2 separate regions of the Homo sapiens genome follow, and region 1 is linked to region 2. Evidence: read pairs that join two places in POLR2A ChIA-PET (ENCODE). Cell type or tissue: GM12878. All regions are shown on one strand. Links, peaks and the distances in the headings refer to the core of each region. The heading gives the core; the rest is flanking DNA. Region 1 has its middle 16 kb from the start of ELFN1. Region 2 overlaps EIF3B (eukaryotic translation initiation factor 3 subunit B).

Evidence for each region. ChIA-PET counts read pairs that join two places held together with the same protein. Peaks named below come from ENCODE experiments on the same cell type or tissue, not always from the same donor. Only the 100,000 strongest peaks of a DNase experiment are listed, where the experiment ranks them.
Region 1: POLR2A ChIA-PET joins it to region 2 with 5 read pairs; 3 of 35 experiments call an interaction of 5 or more read pairs at or near these places.

What each region holds. Positions count from the first base shown.
Region 1 is chr7:1,651,228-1,656,601 of GRCh38, reverse strand. No RefSeq gene overlaps it. Among named protein-coding and RNA genes, the nearest start is that of ELFN1, 16 kb to the left of the region's middle. In GM12878, for the core only: no CTCF peak of the experiment used is centred there; a DNase peak (open chromatin) is centred at 2,645.
Region 2 is chr7:2,360,539-2,365,912 of GRCh38, reverse strand. EIF3B (eukaryotic translation initiation factor 3 subunit B) reads right to left here. Exons shown (of 19, transcript NM_001037283.2): 2 at 5,011-5,203; 3 at 3,149-3,268; 4 at 2,786-2,843; 5 at 2,153-2,281; 6 at 1,384-1,541. Among named protein-coding and RNA genes, the nearest start is that of EIF3B, 8.4 kb to the right of the region's middle. In GM12878, for the core only: a CTCF peak has its summit at 888 (motif pointing right); no DNase peak of the experiment used is centred there.

The DNA.
Region 1 (5,374 bases), core at 128-5,127, 710 kb after region 2:
CTACCTCTGGCCCCCAGAAGCCACTGCCATTCTGATGTTTTCCACCGTAGGTTAGTTCTAGAATTCGTTCTAGTTAGTTCTAGTCTGTTAGTTCCAGTCCAGGTTAGTCCAGGGTAGATCTAGTCTGTTCCAGAATTCCACACACCTGGGCTCCTGGCGAGTGACTTCTTCCCCCTGCACAGTCTCCCAGCCTCATGCATGGCGTAGGTGTCCCTTTATTGCTCTGGGAGCTGAGTCCTCCACGTGTGGCTGCACCGCCATCTGCTCATCATGCTCCCCAGGGCAGGCACCCTGGACCCTCATCTGCATCACCCACCATATCATTTCTCAGCCTGAGGAAGGCAACCAGAATTTTTTAAGCCTTTGGACACCCAAGGAGCTCCCTGGTGGCCTCAGCTCTGGCCTCCGCAGCTGCTCACCTGTGTGACCCCGTGAAGGTGGCCATACCTCTCTGTGCACCTGGTTCCCCATCTGTTCCTCAGCCGCACGATGATCAGAGGAAGTTGGGGAGGGAGGCAGCCTTCCTGGAAGCCAGAGGTTGCAGAAATGCCGATCTTCGTTGGCGTCTTGTGTCAGAGACAAGCCATGGGATCTAACATTAGGTGAGGAGACAGCAGATTATAAATTGCAAACTGGGGCTGGATGCGATGGCTCACGCCTGTGATCCCAGTACTTTGTAATCCCAGCACTTTGGGAGGCCGAGGCAGGCGGATCACTTGAGGTCAGGAGTTCAAGACCAGCCTGGCCAAAATGGTGAAATCCCATCTCTACTAAATATACAAAATTAACCAGGCGTGGTGGCGAGCACCTGGTTACTGGGCTGGTTACCTCAGCCACTTGGGAGGCTGAGGCAGGAGAATCGCTTGAACCCAGAAGGTGGAGGTTGCAGTGAACTGAGATTGCACCACTGCACTCCAGCCTCTGTCTCAAAAAAAAAAAAAAAAAAAAAAAAAACCCTAAAAACAAATAAATTGCAAATTAGGGAGCCTAGTAAGAAGAATTCCAAATTTATAAAAAAAAAATTTTAAAACAAAGGAAAAGAGGGAGGGAGGGAAGGAGGGAGAGAAAGAAAAAGAAAAATTACGTATGTATACACACAACACACAGACACTTTGGTAACCAATGGACCACATTTGCAATGGTGGTCCCAGAAGAGTATAATACCCTATTTTTACTGCACCTTCTCTGAGTTTAGATGTGTTTAGAAACACAAAGACTTGTCCTTGTGTTGCAGCTGCCTACAGTGTTCAGTGCAGTCACCTGCCGTGCGGGTGTGTAGCCCCGGAGCCACAGGCTGTACCGCGAGGCCCAGGCGTGGGGTAGGCTCCGCCATCTGCGTTCGTGTGAGTCACTCTAGGATGTACGCGCGATGACAAAATCACGGAACCATGTATTTCTCAGAACGTGTCCCTGTCGTTGAGTGATGTGTGGCTCTGTGTGTGCGTATACACGTGTGTGTATATATATGCAGACACGCACACACATATGTAGCCTGGCAGAGTCACCGATGCTTTTTCTCTGTCTGCCTTATTTCATGTCTCTGAATTGTCCATATTCACTAGCAGCAATGTGGATTGCAGCTGGGCGCCGTGTTCCCAGGAGCCACGGCCTGCCCTCCCGGGCTGCTGCAGGGGTGCGCTGGGCGGGGCGAGGCTGGGCACCCCCTTCGCTCCCCCTGCATGCTGAAGGCTGGGGTGCAGACGGCCTCCTCAGTGATGAAGGCAAATGGCCCAGGCCTCGGGCTCTGCTCACCTGGTCCCCTGTGATTCATTCTGCTTTATTCAGACTGAAATAGGGCTAAATGAGAAGATAACAGGAGTGACATTTTGCAGGCTCCTACGTGGACTGCGCCCGGAGGTATCTTATTTCTTAAAACAAGTTTCAACCGCCAGGATGTTTCACTTGGAGGGAGAGACCCGTGATGTCTAGGAGTGGTAAGGAAATGGTAGAGGGGCCTCAGCCTCCACGCTGTGGGGTCCCTGGGTGGAGATGGAGGCACTGTCAGCAGCCACCTGTGAACGTGGCCTTGAGCTCAGTGCACCCCTCCTGCTGTTATGATGAAGTGGGGCCTCAGGACTTGTCTTCCCTCCTCCCCGGCTTCCCTCTGTGAGCCCCTCGGGGATCAGGCTGGTCTCATCATCACTGTCACTTTTGTACACAGTAGATGTTCACTGTAGGCGCTTTGGAACCCGGGTATGCTCTTCCTCAAAGCACGCCCTCAGCAAACAGCCTGTACACGCTGGGCCTTAGCCCCAGGACCAGTGCCCTGGCCCGCTCCCAGAGCTGAGCATGGCGCATTGCTCCCCAAGGCCTGACTCACTGCAGCCAAACACTGGGGCGCAGACGCCCGCTGGCTCCAGGAGCTGGATGGGCAGGCAGGGCGGGGTCTGCGTGGGGGCTGGTCTCCATCTCTAGCAGGGTGCTAATCTGGGCCTGTGTCCACGCACATACTGCAAGTGTGTGTGTGCCTGTGTGCATGCGTGTGAACATGTCTCTATGTGCACACGTATGTACCTGTGTGTGCCTGTGCATGTATGAGTATGTGAGCATGTCTGCATGTGTGTTCACAAGTATGTCTTGTGCACCTGTGCGTATGTGAGCATATCTGCTTGTGTGCACAGTATGTACCTGTGTGCACCTGTGTATGTGTGTATATGTGAGCATGTCTGCCTGTGTGCACGTCTTGTGCACCTGCGCATGTATATATGTGAGCATGTCTGTCTGTGCACACATGCATGTGCCCTTGTGTGTGTGCCTGCATGTACGTATGTGTGTGCCTATGTGAACATGCCTGCATGCTTGTGCACATGCATGTGCCTGTGTTCCTGTGTGTGTGTGTGAATTCCTGCATGTGTGTACACATGTACGTGCCCTTGTGTGCATGTGCCTGCATGTATGTGCACATGTGCCTGTGTGCATGCCTGCATGCTTGTCCACACATGTATATGCGTGCATGTGTGATCACCCTATTTCTTTCCTCCATCACCTATCAGCATCTACATGGAGCACCTGGGGCTGGGCCAACAAGGTGCCGTGAGTCTGACTTCAGGGCACACAGACAGGGGCAGGTGACAGGGGCTGCTGGGGTAACACCACAAGGAGCTCATAGCATTTCTGCAGGGAGCCCACATCTGTCCCTGTATCTGCGTCCTGGGGCCACCATAACACATTGCCACACGTTGGGGGGCTTAAGACAACAGGTGTCTGCTCTTTCGCAGCTCTGGAGGCCCAAAGTCCAAAATCAAGGGATTGGCAGGGCCGCGCTCCCTCTCATAGCTCTTGGGGAGGATCCTTCCTGCCTCTTCCAGCATCCCTGAGCAAGCCTTGGTGCTCCGTGGCTGGAAGACACGTCACTCAGTCACAGGGATGTCTTTCCTCTGTACACGTCTGTCTGTGCACAAATTTCCTCCTTTAAAAAAATAATTGGCCGGGCGCGGTGGCTCACGCCTGTAATCCCAGCACTTTGGGAGGCCGAGGCGGGTGGATCATGAGGTCAGGAGATCGAGACCATCCTGGCTAACAAGGTGAAACCCCGTCTCTACTAAAAATACAAAAAATTAGCCGGGCGCGGTGGCGGGCGCCTGTAGTCCCAGCTACTCGGGAGGCTGAGGCAGGAGAATGGCGTGAACCCGGGAAGCGGAGCTTGCAGTGAGCCGAGATTGCGCCACTGCAGTCCGCAGTCCGGCCTGGGAGACAGAGCGAGACTCCGTCTCAAAAAAAAAAAAAAAAAAAAAATAATCGAGGCCAGGTGTAATGGCTCATGCCTGTAATCCCAGCACTTTGGGAGGCTGAAGCGGGCAGATCACCTGAGGTAAGGATTTAGAGACCAGCCTGGCCAACATGGTGAAACCCCATCTCTACTAAAAATACAAAAATTAGCTGCGTGCGGTGGCAGGTGCCTGTAATCCCAGCTGCTCGGGAGGCTGAGGCAGAAGAATCGCTTGAACCCGGGAGACAGATGTTGCAGTGAGGCAAAATCATGACACTGCGGTCCAGCCTGGGCGACAGAGGGATTCTGCCTCAAAAAAAAAAAAAAAAAAAAATTGGAGGTTGGAGGAACAAGGTCTTGCTCTGTTATCCAGGCTGGAGTGCAGTGGTGCGATCACAGCTCACTGCAGCCTCCACCTCCTGGGCTCAAGTGATCCTCCTGCCTCTCAGCCTCCTCAGTAGCTGGGACCACAGGCATGTGCCACCACACCCGGCTGAAATGTTCCCTCTTCATAAGAACACCAGGCACACTGGATCAGGGCCCACCCCAGAACATTTTAACTTAATCACCTCTGTAAAGACCATGTCTCCAAATAAGGTCACATACTGGGGATAGGACATCAGCGTGTCCTTTGGGGGACACAGTTTAGCTCATGATAATCCCCGTCTCAGTTCCTTCACCAGCCCTGGAGCTTGACTTTATTAGTCCTTTGACAGTCAGGTGGTATTGAGGCTCAGAGATGTCAAGTCCTTTGCCTAAGATCACCCAGCCTGGGCACTAATATTCCCCACAGCAAGCTGGTGCCACAAATACCAAGAGGGAGCTGATCTCCATCCCAGGCAACCCAGGGTGGCTTCCTGGAGGAGGCGTTGTTTGACATGGGTATTGTTGGTTAGGGGGACTTTTAATCACTTAGAAAAGCATCGAGAGTCAAGTTTCAGGGAAAAGTCCGACCCCTGATGGGGGCGCTCCCCTCACTCTCTCCACCCCATCTTTTGGGCAGGGCCTCCCCCACCCAAGGGCAAGACTGCAGTTGCCCAGGACCTCCTGCTCGGGGCAGACCTCAGGTTCCGAGTCCCCATCTCAGTTCTCTGAGGCTACATGGGTTGGCCTTACCCCTTGATGCACTTTTGACCCTCCCTTCTCCTGCCACCCCAAGGTCCTCTGTCCTCCCAAAGCTGGGCCTACCCCAGGGTTCCTGACTCAACCTGGACAATGAATTGGCCTCTAGGTTCTGCCCCCCCTCCCCCTGAATAGTTCCCTGATCTGCCCTTCTGCAGAGACAAGAACTCCAACCCCCTTTGGAGTTTAGAGTAGATTTGGCATTTAGAAACGTGGGTTCACTGAGCGTAAGTCCCCACCCCACCATGTTCTCTGGGAACACCATGCCCGCCTCCAGATTTCAGCCCCTCCCCAGGGGCCTGGTCACCGCTCGGAGAAGCCTGGGGCAGGTCTAGAGAACATGGGAGGGGGAGGAGGAGGTGTGTGCCCGTGTGTGCCTGGGGTGGCAGCTGCCTGGCTCCGCCCGCTTCACCGTGCAAGATTCTCTGGGCCTCCATTCCTGCCTGCTCCAATCAAGCCTCCCTCAGGCTGTGACTGGAGCCCAGCCTTCCAACATTCCAATCTGGAAACCCTCATGTTCTCAGAAAAAGTCCCCATCCTCGG
Region 2 (5,374 bases), core at 148-5,147:
GGAGTTTAAGACAAGCTTGGCCAACCATGGCCGACATGGTGAGACCCTGTCTCTACTAAAAATACAAAAATTAGCCGGGCGTGGTGGCAGGCACTTGTAATCCCAGCTACTCAGGAGGCTGAGGCAGGAGAATAGCTTGAACCCGGGAGGTGGAGGTTGCAGTGAACTGGTATCGTGCCACTACATTCCAGTCTGGGCGACGCATGAAACTCAGTTTCAAAAAAAAAAAAAACAAAACAAACAAACAAACAAACAAACAAAAAAACAAGTCCCATCCAGTTCGAAAGCCAGCACAGGTCTGATAGAAACTTCAGAGCCTGGGGGCTCCTCCCAGCCATGATTTACCTGACTGCTGGCTTGTCTGGAGCTACTGCACCTGCTTACTCAGTTCACACAAAGTGTGTAACAGACGGTCCCTTACAACACCAGAGGGGAAGGCAGACACAACCCATGAGGGCGAAAACAGAGCGGCCCCAGCTCGCCTCGCACTGCCTTCCACAACTGCCCCTTTCCCTAGAGTGGCCCCCGTTCGCCTCACACTGCCTTCCACAACTGTCCCTTTCCCTAGAGTGGCCCCAGCTCGCCTCACACTGCCTCCCACAACCGCCCCTTTCCCTAGCAGGCCTCCGACAGCCGGATTAGCTAGATCAAAAATCACGGCTCGGCCAGGTGCGGTGGCTCACGCCTGTAATCCCAGCACTCTGGGAGGTCAAGGCAGGAGATCACTTGAGCCCAGGGGTTCAAGACTACCTTGTACAACAAAGTGAGACCCCCATCTCTACAAAAAATAAAATTAGCCATATGTCATGGCGTGTGCCTGCGGTCCCCGCTACTCAGGAAGGCTGAGGTGGGAGAACCGCTTGACCTGGGAGGCTGGGGTTGCAATGAGCCTGCAATGGTGCCACTGGGTGGCGCCAAGCCTGGGTGATAGAGGAAGGACAATTTATTATCTGTAAAATACGTGACCTTAGACTAGATCCTGAACTGAAGGAAAGTAAGTATTATACAGAACATTATTAGGTCAAGTAACAAAATCAGAATATGGCAATACATTGAAGTATTAAATGAATGGTAAATCCCTGAAGTCAGTACCCACACTATGGTCACACTAACAAAATCCTATTTCTAGGAATACACATTCAGGGCTAAAGGGACATGTTATTTCAACTCACTCCCAAATGGCTCAGGAAAAAATATCTGTATAGGAGATGATGACGTAAATGCAACCAAATGTGAGAAGATCTCAGTAAAAAGCTTATTAGCGTTCTGCATACTCCCGTATTTTTCTACTAAGTTTGAAATGCTACAAAATGAAAGATCACCTGTAGAAGGCTGGCATGGGGTGAAATGCATAGACTCCCCTGTGTTTTTCTAGCAGCTTACCTTTCACAAGGTGAGAAGTCAATAAGCTGAACCCCTTGGTGGCTGAATCTCTGAATTTGCTTGAATTTCTCTCCCCCCCATAGAGCAATGCCTCTTTGATGAAAGGTAGCCAGGTAGGTGCCCTTAGGAGACCAACGCACATACGTCTCTGTCCATCTCTGCAGAAAAAGGCAGTGCCAACGTTAATACAACAAAATGGCAAACACAAAGACCCCTCCTACAATGAATTTATCCTACAATGAATCTGTTCTACAAACTTTTTTTTTTTTTGAGACGGAGTCTCGCTGTCTCCCAGGCTGGAGTGCAGTGGCGCAATCTCAGCTCACTGCAAGCTCCACCTCCCAGGTTCATGCCATTCTCCTGCCTCAGCCTCCCGAGTAGCGGGGACTACAGGTGCCTGCCACCATGCCCAGCTAATTTTTTTGTATTTTTAGTAGAGACGGGGTTTCACCGTGTTAGCCAGGATGGTCTCAATCTCCTGACCTCGTGATCCACCCACCTTGGCCTCCCAAAGTGCTGGGATTACAGGCGTGAGCCACCGCGCCCGGCCTATTCTGCAAACTCTTAAGTGAAATACACAAAGCCTGTTCACTTCTCAGGATTTACTTCAAAGCTGGAAGAGGAATAAAAGAAGTTGTTTTCAGAAAGTAATCTCAAAGAAAATATAACGTCACCTGCTCTTCCAGTTTTCTGATAGAAACAAAGTTCCACTTTGTTAAGGAAATACAGGAGAGGTGAGTCCCCGCCCCCAGCAGCAGCAAATACACACCGCTCTTTCTTCAATTGAGACAGGGTCTTTTACGTCATTCCAGAATATGGAAGTGCGGTCTCCACTCTCAAAAATCACACTGTACTGATCTCTGCATTCTGCCTCTTCAAGCCAGTAACGTAAGTTCCCCTTAAAAACAAAGACAAGGAATATAACATTTCATTAATTTTAATAAAAAACTCATTCACAACTATTGCTCTTAAAGATATGACAAGTTCAGTCCACATCTTAACTCCCAAGTCACACCCTAACCTCAAGTCAAGACACCGTCTAGCATTTCTTTTTTTTTTGAGACAGAGTCACGCTGTTGCCCAGGCTGGAGTCCAGTGGCACAATCATAGCTCACGGCAGCCTCAACCTCCCAGGCTCAACCTCCCAGGCTCAAGTGATCCTCCCCCCTCAGCCTCCCAGGTAGCTGGGAATACAGGTGCATGCCAGGCCCAGCTAATGTATGTATTTATTTACTTTTTGTAGAGGCGGGGGTCTCACTTTGTTGCCCAGGCTGGTCTTGAATTCCTGGGCTTAAGCGATCCTCCCACCTCAGCCTCCCTAAGTGCTGGGATTGCAGGTGTGACCCACCACACCCAGCAGCATTTCTTTAAACCACTGAGATGTAGGTTTCAGGCCACTCACCAGGTCTTTGAAAGGCTGTTTCTCTGGAATATCCCACTCGTCACTGATCGTCATATACCTGGAGAAGAAAGGAGACTGCTGAGCCCCACGCCCTGACGACTAGAAAGAGCAACTCGTGGGGGCTCCAGCATGGCCCTGCTGTGCTCCTGCCTGCCCGCCCCCAGGGCTGTGACTGGCATAACAGGGAGGGGTGCTGTAGGCCAGAAGTGTGGGGCAGGGCTGTGAAATGGCTCTGCGGCAGCCTGACCAGAAAGGATGTGAACAATCTGACAGACACCAGCACCGAGAAGCACCAAGCCACCCGCACACAGCCAGTCACTTGCACGTCAACGTCCACTTCCTTGTGGCCAAGTCTGAACTCACTTGTCAAAATCCGTAAAGAGGTTGACCCGGAATGTGTGCTGCTTGTCAAGCTTGTAGCCGTCGGCGTTCTTCACAGCATCCACAGCGTGGGCAGGGGACGCGTACTCCAGGAAAATATACCTGAGTGAGAGAGGGCCGTTGGCACATACCCACACTGTAAGGCTAGGCAGGTATGCGCTGTCCGCCCCACCCCTCTCCACGGACAAGCCCTCGGTGCCAGGAGTATCTGTGCTGCTCTTCCTGCCTCGAGCCTAAGGCAGTCACACGGGGGACAGATCCACAGCCAGGGAGCTCCTAAGTGACAGGGAAATCCTAACCAGAAGATCCGAAGTCTCTAGTTTCATTATCATAATTATAGAAAAGTTAATCAAAACGTCCATTATTTTGACTGTGGCGATGGTTTCGTGATATGTACACATCAAAATGTATTAAATTGTACGCTTTAAAACTATGCAGATTTACTGTATATCAATTATCTCAATAAAGCTGTTTAAAAAAAAATCTTGGCTGGGCGCAATGGTTCACACCTGTAATCCCAGCACTTTGGGAGGCCAAGGTGGGCAGATCACTTGAGGTCAGGAGTTCGAGACCAGCCCGGCCAACATGGTGAAACCCTGTCTCTGCTAAATATACAAAAATTAGCCGGGCATGGTGGCACATGCTTATAATCCCAGCTACTCAGGAGGCTAAGGCAGGAGAATTGCTTGAGCCTGGGAGGCGGAGGTTGCAGTGAGCCAAGATCGTGCCACTGCACTCCAGCCTGGGTGACAGAGCAAGACTCTGTCTCAATAAATAAATAAATAAATAAATAAGCAAGCAAGCAAGCCAGGCGTGGTAGTGTGCGCCTGTAATCCCGGCTACTTGGGAGGGTGGGGCAGGAGAATTGCTTGAACCCGGGAGGCGGAGGTTGCAGTGAGCTGAGATCACACCACTGCACTCCAGCCTGGGCAAGAGTGAGACTGTCTCAAACAAACAAACAAACAAAAAAAACTTAAAAGTAGTCTAATATTGTGTATTACAGGCAAGATTAGAAAGAAGCTCAGAGAGGCCGGGCGCGGTGGCTCAGGCCTGTAATCCCAGCACTTTGGGAGGCCGAGGCGGGTGGATCACAAGGTCAGGAGATCGAGACCATTCTGGCTAACATGGTGAAACCCCGTCTCTACTAAAAATACAAAAAATTAGCCGGGCGTGGTAGCGGGCGCCAGTAGTCCCAGCTACTAGGGAGGCTGAGGCGGGAGAATAGTGTGAACCTGGGAGGCGGAGCTTTCAGTGAGCCGAGATTGCGACACTGCACTCCAGCCTGGGCGACAGAGCGAGACTCCGACTCAAAAAAAAGAAAGAAAGAAAGAACCTCAGAGAATGTTTCATTATAACACGAGTAACTGAGGGTCAAGAGGCCATCCTTCAACTGACTGCCCAACACAGAAAATGCAGCAGCATTACCTGTATTTGATAATTCTAGAAACTAAAACTATTCTAGTTAGTTTTTACTTTATTTATTTATTTTAGAGACAGAGTCTTGCTCTGTCACCCAGACTGGAGTACAGCTACGTTATCATAGCTCACTGCAGCCTCCAACTCCTGGCCTCAGGCTTCAAGAGTGTTGGGAGTTTATGCATAAGCCACCATGCTGGCCTATTCTAGATAATTTTAAAAACTTTAAAACCTTAACTTAAAAAAACAAACTTTATCATCTTCTCATTCACTGCTCTGGATAGCTTCCAGCTGAGGGCGGCCTGAAGAAGTGAACGGCCCACGTGCCTGGGCAAGGCAGGAGCTGTGTTAGTAAGGATCTCCTGCAACACTCCCTCATCATGACGTGCCAGACACAGATGATACTTCTCCAACAGGAGAACACTCACCCTTTTGTCTTCCCATCCTCTTCAGGATAAAAATCATTTGTGATTTTCCCAAACTTGGAAAAGATCTTGTGGATGACATTTTTGAGTTTCTCAAGTCGGTCGGGTCCCACCTGAGGGACATTGTCCACTACAATCACCGAATCGATTCCATCTGCTTCCTGGGGCCGATCTTTGAGTACATCTCCCAGTAATTCTGAACAAGAGAGATTTTTCAAATGATCATTTTTACCAAGAAAAACATTAATACATTAACTGAGCACACTAAACAAGTCTTCAAGAAGAGACAATGAATTGTCTAAATGCTTTCACTGTGAGCAAAAGAAATCCTAACCCTAGCTTGTTTCAGATTTTAAACATGACAGCT